Regions from separate parts of the Homo sapiens genome. Here region 2 is linked to region 1. Evidence: chromatin loops called from intact Hi-C (ENCODE). Cell type or tissue: gastrocnemius medialis. All regions are shown on one strand. Links, peaks and the distances in the headings refer to the core of each region. The heading gives the core; the rest is flanking DNA.

Evidence for each region. Peaks named below come from ENCODE experiments on the same cell type or tissue, not always from the same donor. Only the 100,000 strongest peaks of a DNase experiment are listed, where the experiment ranks them.
Region 2: a loop joins it to region 1, with 7 times the contacts of the local background. A loop is called at or near these places in 7 of 110 quality-filtered maps.

The regions. Positions count from the first base shown.
Region 1 is chr2:44,123,585-44,128,970 of GRCh38, forward strand. No RefSeq gene overlaps it. Among named protein-coding and RNA genes, the nearest start is that of PPM1B-DT, 43 kb to the right of the region's middle. RefSeq lists an enhancer at 1,798-2,499. In gastrocnemius medialis, for the core only: no CTCF peak of the experiment used is centred there; a DNase peak (open chromatin) is centred at 3,077; H3K27ac peaks cover 3,612 bases.
Region 2 is chr2:44,072,743-44,078,128 of GRCh38, forward strand. No RefSeq gene overlaps it. Among named protein-coding and RNA genes, the nearest start is that of LRPPRC, 79 kb to the left of the region's middle. In gastrocnemius medialis, for the core only: no CTCF peak of the experiment used is centred there; DNase peaks (open chromatin) are centred at 2,259, 2,989 and 3,420; H3K27ac peaks cover 5,000 bases.

The DNA.
Region 1 (5,386 bases), core at 79-5,078:
CATGTCTCTACTAAAAATACAAAAATTAGCCGGGTGTGGTGGCGGTGCCTATAATCCCAGCTACCTGGGAGCTGAGGCAGGAGAATTGTAAAAGTTTACAGACTTTAAATTTAGATTAGTTAATTCTTTTTGTTTTTAAGCATTAGAAGATCTATTAGTGAGATGGTTTTCTCTCTCTTGTTACTTGTTCTCTAAAAAATAATTATATTAATGAGAAAGGATCCAAATGGACATTTCTCCAAAGAAGACATATGAATGGCCAATAAACATATGAAAAGATGCTCAACATCACTAATCACGAGGGAAATGCAAATCAAAATCACAATGAGATACCACTTCCTACCCACTAGGATGGCTAGAAATTATGAAGTCAGACAACAATAAGTATCGGTGAGGATGTGGTGAAATTATAATCCTCATACACTGCTGGTGAGAATACTTAATTGTCCAGCTACTTTGGAAAACAATTTGGCAGTTCCGTAAACAATTAAACATAGTTACTGGCTGGTTGCAGTGGCTCACACCTGTAATCCCAGCATCTTGGGAGGTCGAGGTGGGAGGATTGCTTGAGACCAGGAGTTTGAGACCAGCCTGGCCAATATGGTAAAACCCCATCTCTGCTAAAAACACAAAAATTAGCCAGACATGATGGCACACGCTTGTAATCACAGCTACTCAGGAGGCTGAGGCAGGAGAATCACTTGAAGCTGAGGCAGAGGTTGCAGTGAGCCGAGTCATGCCACTGCATTCCAGCCTGGGCAACAGACCAAGACTCCATCTCAAAAAAAAAAAAAAATAGAGTTACCATATGATCCAGCCATTCCTTACCCAGGTACATACCCAAAAGAAAGGAAAACATATGTCCGCACAAAAACTTGTATACAAATGTTTATGGTAGCATTATTCATAATAATAAAAATGTGAAAATAACCAAAATGTTCATCAACAGACAAATGAATGAACAAAATTTGGTATATCCATTCGATGACCTATTATTTAGCCACAAAAAGGAATGAAGTACTAATATATGCTACAACATGGATGAACCTTGAAAACATTACGTTGCCTGAAAGAAGTCAGTCACAGACCACATACTAATACAGTTTGACTCATATAAAAGCCCAAAATAGGGAAATCTGTAGAGACAGAAAGTAGATTGGTGATTACTTCGGAGTAGGGTGGCGTGGGGCATGTGGGAGAATGTGCTAGCCAAAGGGATATGTGATTTCTTCTTGAGGTGATTAAAATGTTCTAAACCATCTAAAAGATGGTTGCACACATAAAAAAAAAAAACATTGCGTTGTACACTTTAAATGGGTTAATTGTATGGAATGTGACTCATATCTCAATAAAGCTGTTAAAACTAATTACAGTATAGAAAAAATTAGCGATAAGGTTTTTTTTAGAGAAACTATTTTCTTTTCTGTTTCTTTTTGAGACGGAGTCTCGCTCTGTTGCCAGGCTGGAGTGCAGTGGCGCTATCTCGGCTCACTGCAACCTCCGCCTCCCAGGTTCAAGCAATTCTTCTGCCTCAGCCTCCCAAGTAGCTGGGACTACATGCGCACGCCACCATGCCCAGCTAATTTTTGTATTTTTAGTAGAGATGGGGTTTCACCATGTTGGCCAGGCTGGTCTCAAGCTCCTGACCTCATGATCCACCCGCCTCGGCCTCCCAAAGTGCTGGGATTACAGGCGTAAGTCACCGCACCTAGCGAGAAATCATTTTATAGATGGGAAGACTGATCCCCAGAGAGATGAGGGGACTGACCCAAAGTCACAAAAACCTGGGAAAAGAACCCAGGTTTCTCTTTTTTTTTTTTTTTTTGAGACATAGTCTCACTCTGTCGCCCAAGCTGGAGTGCAGTGGTGCGATCTTGGCTCACTGCAACCACCACCTCCTGCGTTCAAGTGATTCTCCTGACTTAGCCTACTGAGTAACTGAGTAGCTGGGACTACAGGCATGTGTCACCACGTCCAGATAATTTTTGAATTTTTAGTAGAGACAAGGTTTTTCCATGTTGGCCAGGCTGGTCTTGAACTCCTGACCTCAGGTGACCCACCCACCTCGGCCTCCCAAAGTGCTGGGATTACAGGTGTGAGCCACTGTGTTCCGACGAGAACGCAGGTTTCTAATTCCTGTAGTAGAGTACATTTCCTCCCCCAGAATAGTAATACAATGCCCTTTCTTTCACTCCTGCGGTGAAAATGACAATGATCTTACCAAATGCATTCAAACTGGAGTCAGCCTAAGAGGTGAAAAGAAAGTATCTACAAGTACTCTGTCTACAATTCTGCTCTGAACAATGTCACCCTTTGTGGAAAGAAATAGGAAACTGCAGAAAAGCTGAGCAGAATAAGAGAGGAAAAATGAACATCACCTTCTCACTTTCAACACCAAACCACTTATGGGTGGTCTTATAAATGTTGTCATACCAGTGGCATAGGCTTTTGTCAACTCATCTTAAAATAGCTGTCCATAAAAATAGTAGACAAAATACAGCACAAATATTTTGGTACGTCCACTGGGCTAGTAAGTATCATACCCATTCATGTTCAAAGATATAAAGGACAGCAATAGCGCTTTTCTCACAAATGCTTGGGTTGCAATGCTAGTCAGAACTACGGTAATACCTCTGATGTATCATACTTTGAGTTTCAACTTACTTTTACACAATCACATCTGACCCTCAAAACAGCCTTGTGAAATCAATAGGGCAGGTATTATTAGCCCCATTTTGCAGATAGGAAACTATTTTTAGGAAAGTAGGACAAGGTTTATTACCATCCTCATTTTATGAATGAGGAGACTTATTTTACATGAGCAACGTGCTATAAATAGCAACAGGAGAGAGCTTAAACCTGTAGCTGGTACATGAAATTTGGGGAACTATTTAAAACTGGAAACTAAGAGAACAGAGTATGCAGCTGGGATACTCACGAAAATGACAGGTTTATTGCTGCTTTTTATTTATTGCATTCCATAAACTGCTTTTAGGCAGATCAGAACCTGCACTTCCAAGCCCTGGTATGATAGAGAATGATTGACAGGGCTCTGCCTTGCACAACTTCAGGGGACAGCATTCAGATGAAGTGATGCCATCCCCAGAGCATTTGTTACTCAAGTGGAGCCTTGACCCTAAATCAGAGATGCTATATAGATGTCTCAGACACGAATCAGGAAAATCTCTAGACCCATCACAAACTGCACCTCCTCCATGAAATTTCCGATAACTTTTCCTGTCCTAACAGAGTCCATTGTATGCATCATATATTTTGGTATTCAAGTATATTCCATTTTAACTAAAATTTATCTTTTATATTATTCCTCAATGTTTCATCTTTATTTGACTTGTAGTACAAGTTTTATCTTCTTCAAAAGATTCTAACTCTTTGAGGGCAAAAACCATGCTATTTTCCATTTCTTTATGCTTCAAACTTTCTTCTGCATAACGGTAAGTACAGTAGTCAGTAATTCAGTTGAATTCATCAATTTGCCCTCAACAATTTAGTCATTTGATATCATAAGTACAGTAAAAGAATATAAGTAAATCTAGAAATATGTCAATTATTCCATGAATAATATTTGCCTTTGAATTTACTAATTTATTTATACTTCATTTGTATAGCTTTCTCGTGTTTAGATTACTGCCTTAAATCTTTGTGCCCTTATTGGTGAACCATATGGACAAACAAATTTGAATTCTATTCACTAATGCTATTAAGTTTCAAGAGCCAACTGCTGGTAGAACAATTACCTAGTCATTCAAAGGTGTATCTGAATTGCATTTTCTAAGTAAGGAGATGTACATCGCTTATAATTCCAAATAGCTTATCTAAAAGCCATGACTTTAAGGAAAAGTCTAAATTAATTTAAAACAAATAACTCTTTTTAAAAAGTGTATCAGCGGCCAGGTGCTGTGACCACCTGAGGTCAGGAGTTTGAGACCAGCCTGACCAACATGGTGAAACCCTATCTTTATTAAATACAAAATTAGCTGGGCATGGTGGTGGGTGCCTGTAGTCTCAGCTACTCCTTGGGAGGCTGAGACAGGAGAATTGTTTGAACCCGGGAACTGGAGACTCCGTCTCATAAAACAACAACAAGAAAAATGTATCAGCTGGGCACAGTGGTTCATGCCTGTAATCCAGGCATTTTGGGAGGCCAAGGCAGGCGGTTAGCTTGAGTCCAGAGTTCAAGACCAATCTGGGCAACATGGTGAAGACCTGTCTACAAAAAATTAGCCTGGTGCCATGGCACATGCCTGTAGTGACAGCTACTCAGGAGGCTGAAGTGGGAGGATTGCTTGAGTCCAAGAGGTCAAGGCCGCAATGAGCCATGATCATGCCACTGCACTCCAGCCTGGGTGACAGAGTGAGACCCCATCTAAAAAAACAAAGAGAGGCCGGGTGCGGTGGCTCACGCCTATAATCCCAGCACTTTGGGAGGCCGAGGTGGGCAGATCACTTGAGGTCAGGAGTTCAAGACCAGCCTGGCCGAGATGGTGAAACCCCGTCTCTACTAAAAATACAACAACAAAAAAAAAATTAGCCGGGCATGGTGGTGGGTGCCTGTAATCCCAGCTACTTGGGAGGCTGAGGCAGAGAATTGCTTGAACCCAGGAGGCGGAGGTTGCAGTGAGCCAAGATCGTGCCAGTCCACTCCCGCCTGGGCAACAGAGCGAGACTCCGTCTCAAAAAAAAAAACCAAATAGAAAAACAAAACAAAAAGTGTATCAGTGAGAGGTTGACTTTAGCTGCATCTATTATAAATTTGATGTCACTGGTAATCCTAACCAAACAAGGTTTTAGTGTTTTCACATAACAAGATGTCTAGAGGCAGACAGGGTAGCCAACTTTAGGAAATAGAAAGCAGTGAACCCAGTTAAATTTGAATTTCAGATAAACAACAAATAATTTTTTAGTGTAAGTATGTTGCACATACAAGTTTAACTGGGCAACATGCATTTTATCTGGCAATCCTAGGAGCAGGCATGGCTGGTGCAGTTGTTCAAGGATGTCTGCAGACTTCTTTCATTCTATCCTACTGTCCTTTCTTTGTGATTTTACCCTCATGGTTGTAAGATGGATGCTCCACCTCCACATATCAAATTTGTGTTTTAGGTGGGATGAATGGCAAAAGAAAAATGGGAAGGACAATAGAAGTAAGCCAGGTTTTCTGACCCCAGAAAATAAAAGATTCTCTGGAGCTCTCTTTGAATCAGGAAAACAGTACCTTCTCTGGAAACTCCATGCAATAGACATCCACTTACATTTTATCTGCTGGAACTGGGTTGCATGGCCACTACTAGCTGCAAAGGCGACCAGGGAGGTAAATATTTTTAATTGGGTACTCTGCCAATCTGAACAAATTGAGTTTTCATTAGGA
Region 2 (5,386 bases), core at 312-5,311, 51 kb before region 1:
GGCGTTCACAGCAAATGGATGAGCCTGGGGAACGTTATGTTAAATGAAACAAGGCAGGCACAGAAAGATAAATACTGCATGTTCCCACTCACATGTGGAAGCTAAAAAAACTTTTTTGAGCTCATGAAAGTAGAGAGGAGATCGTGGTATTAGAAGTTAGGAAGGGTAGGAAGAAAGGAAGGATGCAGAGAGGTTGGTTAAAAGATAACAAAATTACAGCTAGTTAGGAGGAATGAGTTCTAATGTTCTTCAGCACTGTAGAGTGAATATAATTTATTGTGTATCTTCAAAAAGCTAGAAGAGAGGATTCTGAATGTTCACAACACAAAAAATAATAAATATTTGAGATGATGGGTATGCGAATTACCCTGATTTGATCATTATACATTGAATACATGTATCAAAATATCACTCTGTATCCATTAATATGTACAATTATTGCATGCCAACTAAAAATAAAGGGAGCAGGGAAGAGCTTTCATTTATAAGGCACTTTTTGCAAACATTATCTTGTTTCATCCTCACATGAGAAAACCGAGGGTCAGAAAATAGCTTGTCCAATGTCACATAGATGTCAAGTGCTGGAGTCTTTTTACTCCAAAACCCATGCTATTTCAGCACCTCAAAAGTGCCTCACACACACACAGGGAGCCAAAGCCACCGGAGGGTTTGTTAGAGGAAAAAAATATTAAAACTATATTTATATGGCTGGGCACGGTGGCTCATGCCTGTAATCCCAGCACTTTGAGAGACTGAGGCAGGTAGATCTCCTGAGGTCAGGAGTCTGAGACCAGCCTGGCCAACATGGTGGAACCTCATGTCTACTAAAAATACAAAAATTAGCAGGGCATGGTGGCATGTACCTGTAATCCCAGCTACTCGGGAGTCTGAGGCAGGAGACTCAATTGAACCTAGGCGACGGAGTTTTCAGTGAGCCGAGATCACACTGCTGCACTCCAACCTGGGCAACAGAGCAAGACTCTGTCTCGAAAAAACAAAAACAAAAACAAACAAACAAAAAACAATATTTATAGCTGGGCATGATAATTATGTGGGGCCTGAGACAAGAGGATCATTTGAGCCCAGAAGTTTGAGGCTGTAGTGCACTATGATTGTGCCTATGAATAGCCACTACACTCTAGCCTGGGCAACATAGCAAGACCCCAACTCTAAAAAAGTTTTTTTAACTTAAAAAACAATATGCTAGGCCAGGTGTAGTGGCTCATGCCTGTAATCCCAACACTTTGGGAGGCCAAGGCGGGTGGATCACCTGAGGTCAGGAGTTTGAGACCAGCCTGGTCTAAATGGTGAAACCCCATCTCTACTAAAAATACAAAAAGCCAGATGTGGTGGCATGTGCCTGTAATCCTAGATACTCAGGAGGCTGAGGCAGGAGAATCACTTGAACTTGGGAGACAGAAGTTGCAGTGAGCCTAGATTTTGCCACTGCACTCCAGCCTTTGCAACAGGGTGAGACTGTGTCTCAAAACACACATGCACACACACACACGCACACGCACACAAAACTATATTTATAACTGGGCACGATGATTATGTGGGGCCTGAGGAAACAAAAAACCCACTATGCTAATAGTGTGACCTTCATCTGTATGAAAACATATTTATATGTATATACACCTGCACAGAAAACAGGAGGGCACAATACATTGAAATAGATGGGTATATTGGTGACTTGTTCTTTTTGACTCTCAGTATAACCTAGAGCAGCAATGTCCAATAGAGCTGTCTGCCATGATGGAAACGTCTGTGTTGTCCAATATGACTAGCCACTAGTGACATGGGTTTATTGGGCCCTTGATGATGTGCTATATCTGTGAAGTACACACTGGGTTTTTAAGACTTGGTCTGAAAAGCAAAATGTGAAATATCTAATTAGTTATTTTTTATATTGGTTAAATGTTGAAATAATAATATTTTGAATATATTGGGCTAAATGAACCAGTGTCAAAATTAATCTTATTTATTTCTTTTTTCTTCTTTTAATGTGGCTATTAGAAAATTTTAAATGATATATGTGGCTCACACAGTATATTTCTATTGAACAGCACTGGTCTAGAGTGCTTTTTTTTTTTTTTTTTTTTTGAGACAAGGTCTTACTCTGTCGCCCAGACTGGAGTGCAGTGGCATGATCTCGGCTCACCACAACCTCCGCCTCCCAGGCTCAAGTGATTCTCCTGCCTCAGCCTCCTGAACAGCTAGGATTACAGGCGCATGCCACTACGCCCGGCTAACTTTTGTATTTTTAGTAGAGATAGTGTTTCGCCATGTTGGCCAGGCTGGTCTTGAACTCCTGACCTCAAATGATCCACCCACCTCGGCCTCCCAAAGCACTGGGATTACAGGCATGAATTACCGCACCCGGCCTAGAGTGCTTTTTGTTGTTGTTTTTTCTTTTAGTCAACTGATCATATCACATGGTCTAGAGTTTAAGTGCATGAAATTTGAAATCAGACAAACTGGAGTTTAATTCCCAGTCTTCACTTTTCTAACTAGGTGACCTTGAGCTGGTTACTTAATCCCCAACCCTTGTTTTTTTTTTAGTTGTCAAACAGGGGTAATGGCTGAACCTAACTCAGATAGTTCTGTGAGGATTAAATGAGTCGCTCTTGTAAAGGGCCTATTACAGGGAATACCTGCCATATATTAACTGCTCAATAAAAATTAATAGTTATTCTGATTTCTAAATTTTCTATGGTGAATATGAATTTTTTATGTAATAAAGAGTAAAAAGAAAATCAAAACAATTAAATTTAATATTAAAGCAATTTATCCTTAACTACAATCAGAAGATAAATATGTTGTTCTAAAGCTGTGTGATAATGTTTGCTTTGTCATGTATTGGGGGTGTGTGTGTGTGTGTGTGTGTGTGTGCGCGCGCAACCCTTGGATGGGAGTGGAGTTGAGGACCGTGACGTGACCATTTATTAGGTAATCTCATTCTTCCCTCTGACCCTGGTCCTCTCTATTCCATCAAGGGGAGGGGATAATTGCATCATGGTTCTCCCTGGCACTCACAACACACCATGTGTTCGCCTATATTTAGCCAACATGAAGTCACTGAAACTCTATGCCCACTGGAGGCAATTTGTGCTTTGTTGTTTGTGGCTCACATGGCTTCTATCCTGACTGCTCTGCATAGTTTATGTCCTTAGATGAATTTAAAGGACTGAAAACCTTTTGTTGGTGGAAAAACTGTGTTTGGGGAGTCAAAACTGAAATACCAAATCAATGAGATCCTTGGAAGCGTCCCTGAGATGAATACCTGATGTTTCTTGCAAGCCAGGGAGACCTCAATTATCCTCTTCTTTGACAGAAGGAGAAGGACCAGGGTGAGCAGGCTGGGGAGGGAGGAATTGTCTATATTCCACTCAAATGGTAAAAGCAACACGTCCATTCAGCGGCTCCCAGTTACAATGCCAACTCTACTCTCCTTCCAGCAATTAGAAACGACACATGGAGGCCCGGCACAGTGGCTCATGCCTGTAATCCCAGCCCTTTGGGAGGCTGAGGCAGGTGGATCACTTGAGGCCAGGAGTTCGAGACCAGCTTGGCCAACTTGGCTAAACCCTGTCTCTACTAAAACAAAATATTAGCTGGGTGTGGTGGTGCATGCTTGTAATTCCAGCTACTCGGGAGGCTGAAGCACAAGAATCACTTGAACCTGGAAGGCAGAGGCTGCAGTGAGCTGAGATCTCACCATTGCACTCCAGCCTGGGTGACAGAGCGAGACCCTGTTTCAGGAAAAAATAAAAATAAAAAACATAAGGGCTGGGCGCAGTGGCTCATGCCTATAATCCCAGCACTTTGGGAGGCCGAGACGGGTGGATCACTTGAGGTCAGGAGTTTGAGACCAGCCTGGCCAATATGCTGTAACCCTGTCTCTACTAAAAATATAAAAATTAGTGGGGCATGGTGGTGCACACCTGTAATCTCAGCTACTCAGGAAGCTAAGGCAGGAGAATTGCTTGAATTGCTTCAACCTGGGAGGTGGAGGTTGCAGTCTGGGCAACAGATTAAGACTCCGTCTAAAAAAAGAAAAAAAAAAAGAAATGACACACAGAATGAAGACACATAGCAGCTCAACAAGCCTAATATTACAAGAGGACAAGAGATGGAGGGGCTGCCCACAAGGTGTGGTTTCAGAAGTTCAACCTGTTGGCTGCTACTTAGATTTTACTCTCAGTGTCTCCTTCCTCTAGCTTGAGGCTCTGAACGTGTGTGTGTGTGTGTGTGTGTGTGTGTGTGTGTGTGTGTGTAGGCAGGTAAACATTGGGAACCTCAGCTTAGCATCTCAATTCTCAATTTTTTGTCTGTCACTTTGGATGAAAATTGTAGAAGAGACTTACTCCTATCAGAGAATACAGTTTTGTTTAACAAACAAAATAGTTTCAAGGGAGTGGGCAAAGAAATAAGGCAAACACTATTATGTATATTTTTGAGACAGGGTCTCGCTCTGTCACGCAGGCTGGAGTACAGTGGTTCCATCATAGCTCACTGCAGCCTCGACCTCTTGGGCTCAAGCGATCCTCCCACCTCAGCCTCCCAAACTGTTGGGACTGCAGATGTAAGCCAGTGTGCCCAGCCAATAAGTTTTAAATAGTCATTTAGTCATTAATTCAACAAATATTTATTGAGTACTCAGTGTGAATAATACTAGTTACATTTCACTTGTGTCATTGCTTTATCTGTTTCTATTAATCATAATTATTTATATATTTTTATTACAAATTAACAATTTATAATTGTATATATCTATAGGGTAAAAAGTGATGTTATGATTTATGAATACAATGTGGAATACGTAAGCCAAGCTAATTACCATATCCATCACCTCAAATATTTATCATTTTTTGTAGTTAGAACATTTGAAATTTACTGTCTTAATTTTGAATTAATTATAATGTTTATAGTTTTACTAAAAAACATGTTTCCAGTCTCATTCTTCTTCACTTCCACTATAGATTTGGTAAGCTTATTAAAAATGTATCCTTGGGTAACATTAAAAAGAAAACAAAAACAACCACATAAGCTCAACTCACTCACAAGGCAATTTGAAGAGGGCCCTGGCTTTAATGCTCTATCATTATATCCCTATGGGCTGTAACAAAGAGGTTATGGACAATTACCAGCACACCTGTTTTCTCTTACAAAGGACGCAAGCAAATAAGAGTCAGGTGAATTCATTTCAGGAGAAACAGTGAGTTAACTCAGATTTATTAAAAAGTAAATTATTTCAAACTTCGGCACTTTATTATTAGTAACAAGTTAATTTCCACATACCTCACACTCTAATGAGAATGTCTGTGTTGGACAGCAACCAGTCATCAACACCTCAGTGTGAATGAGGATCTGAGAGTAGATTGTA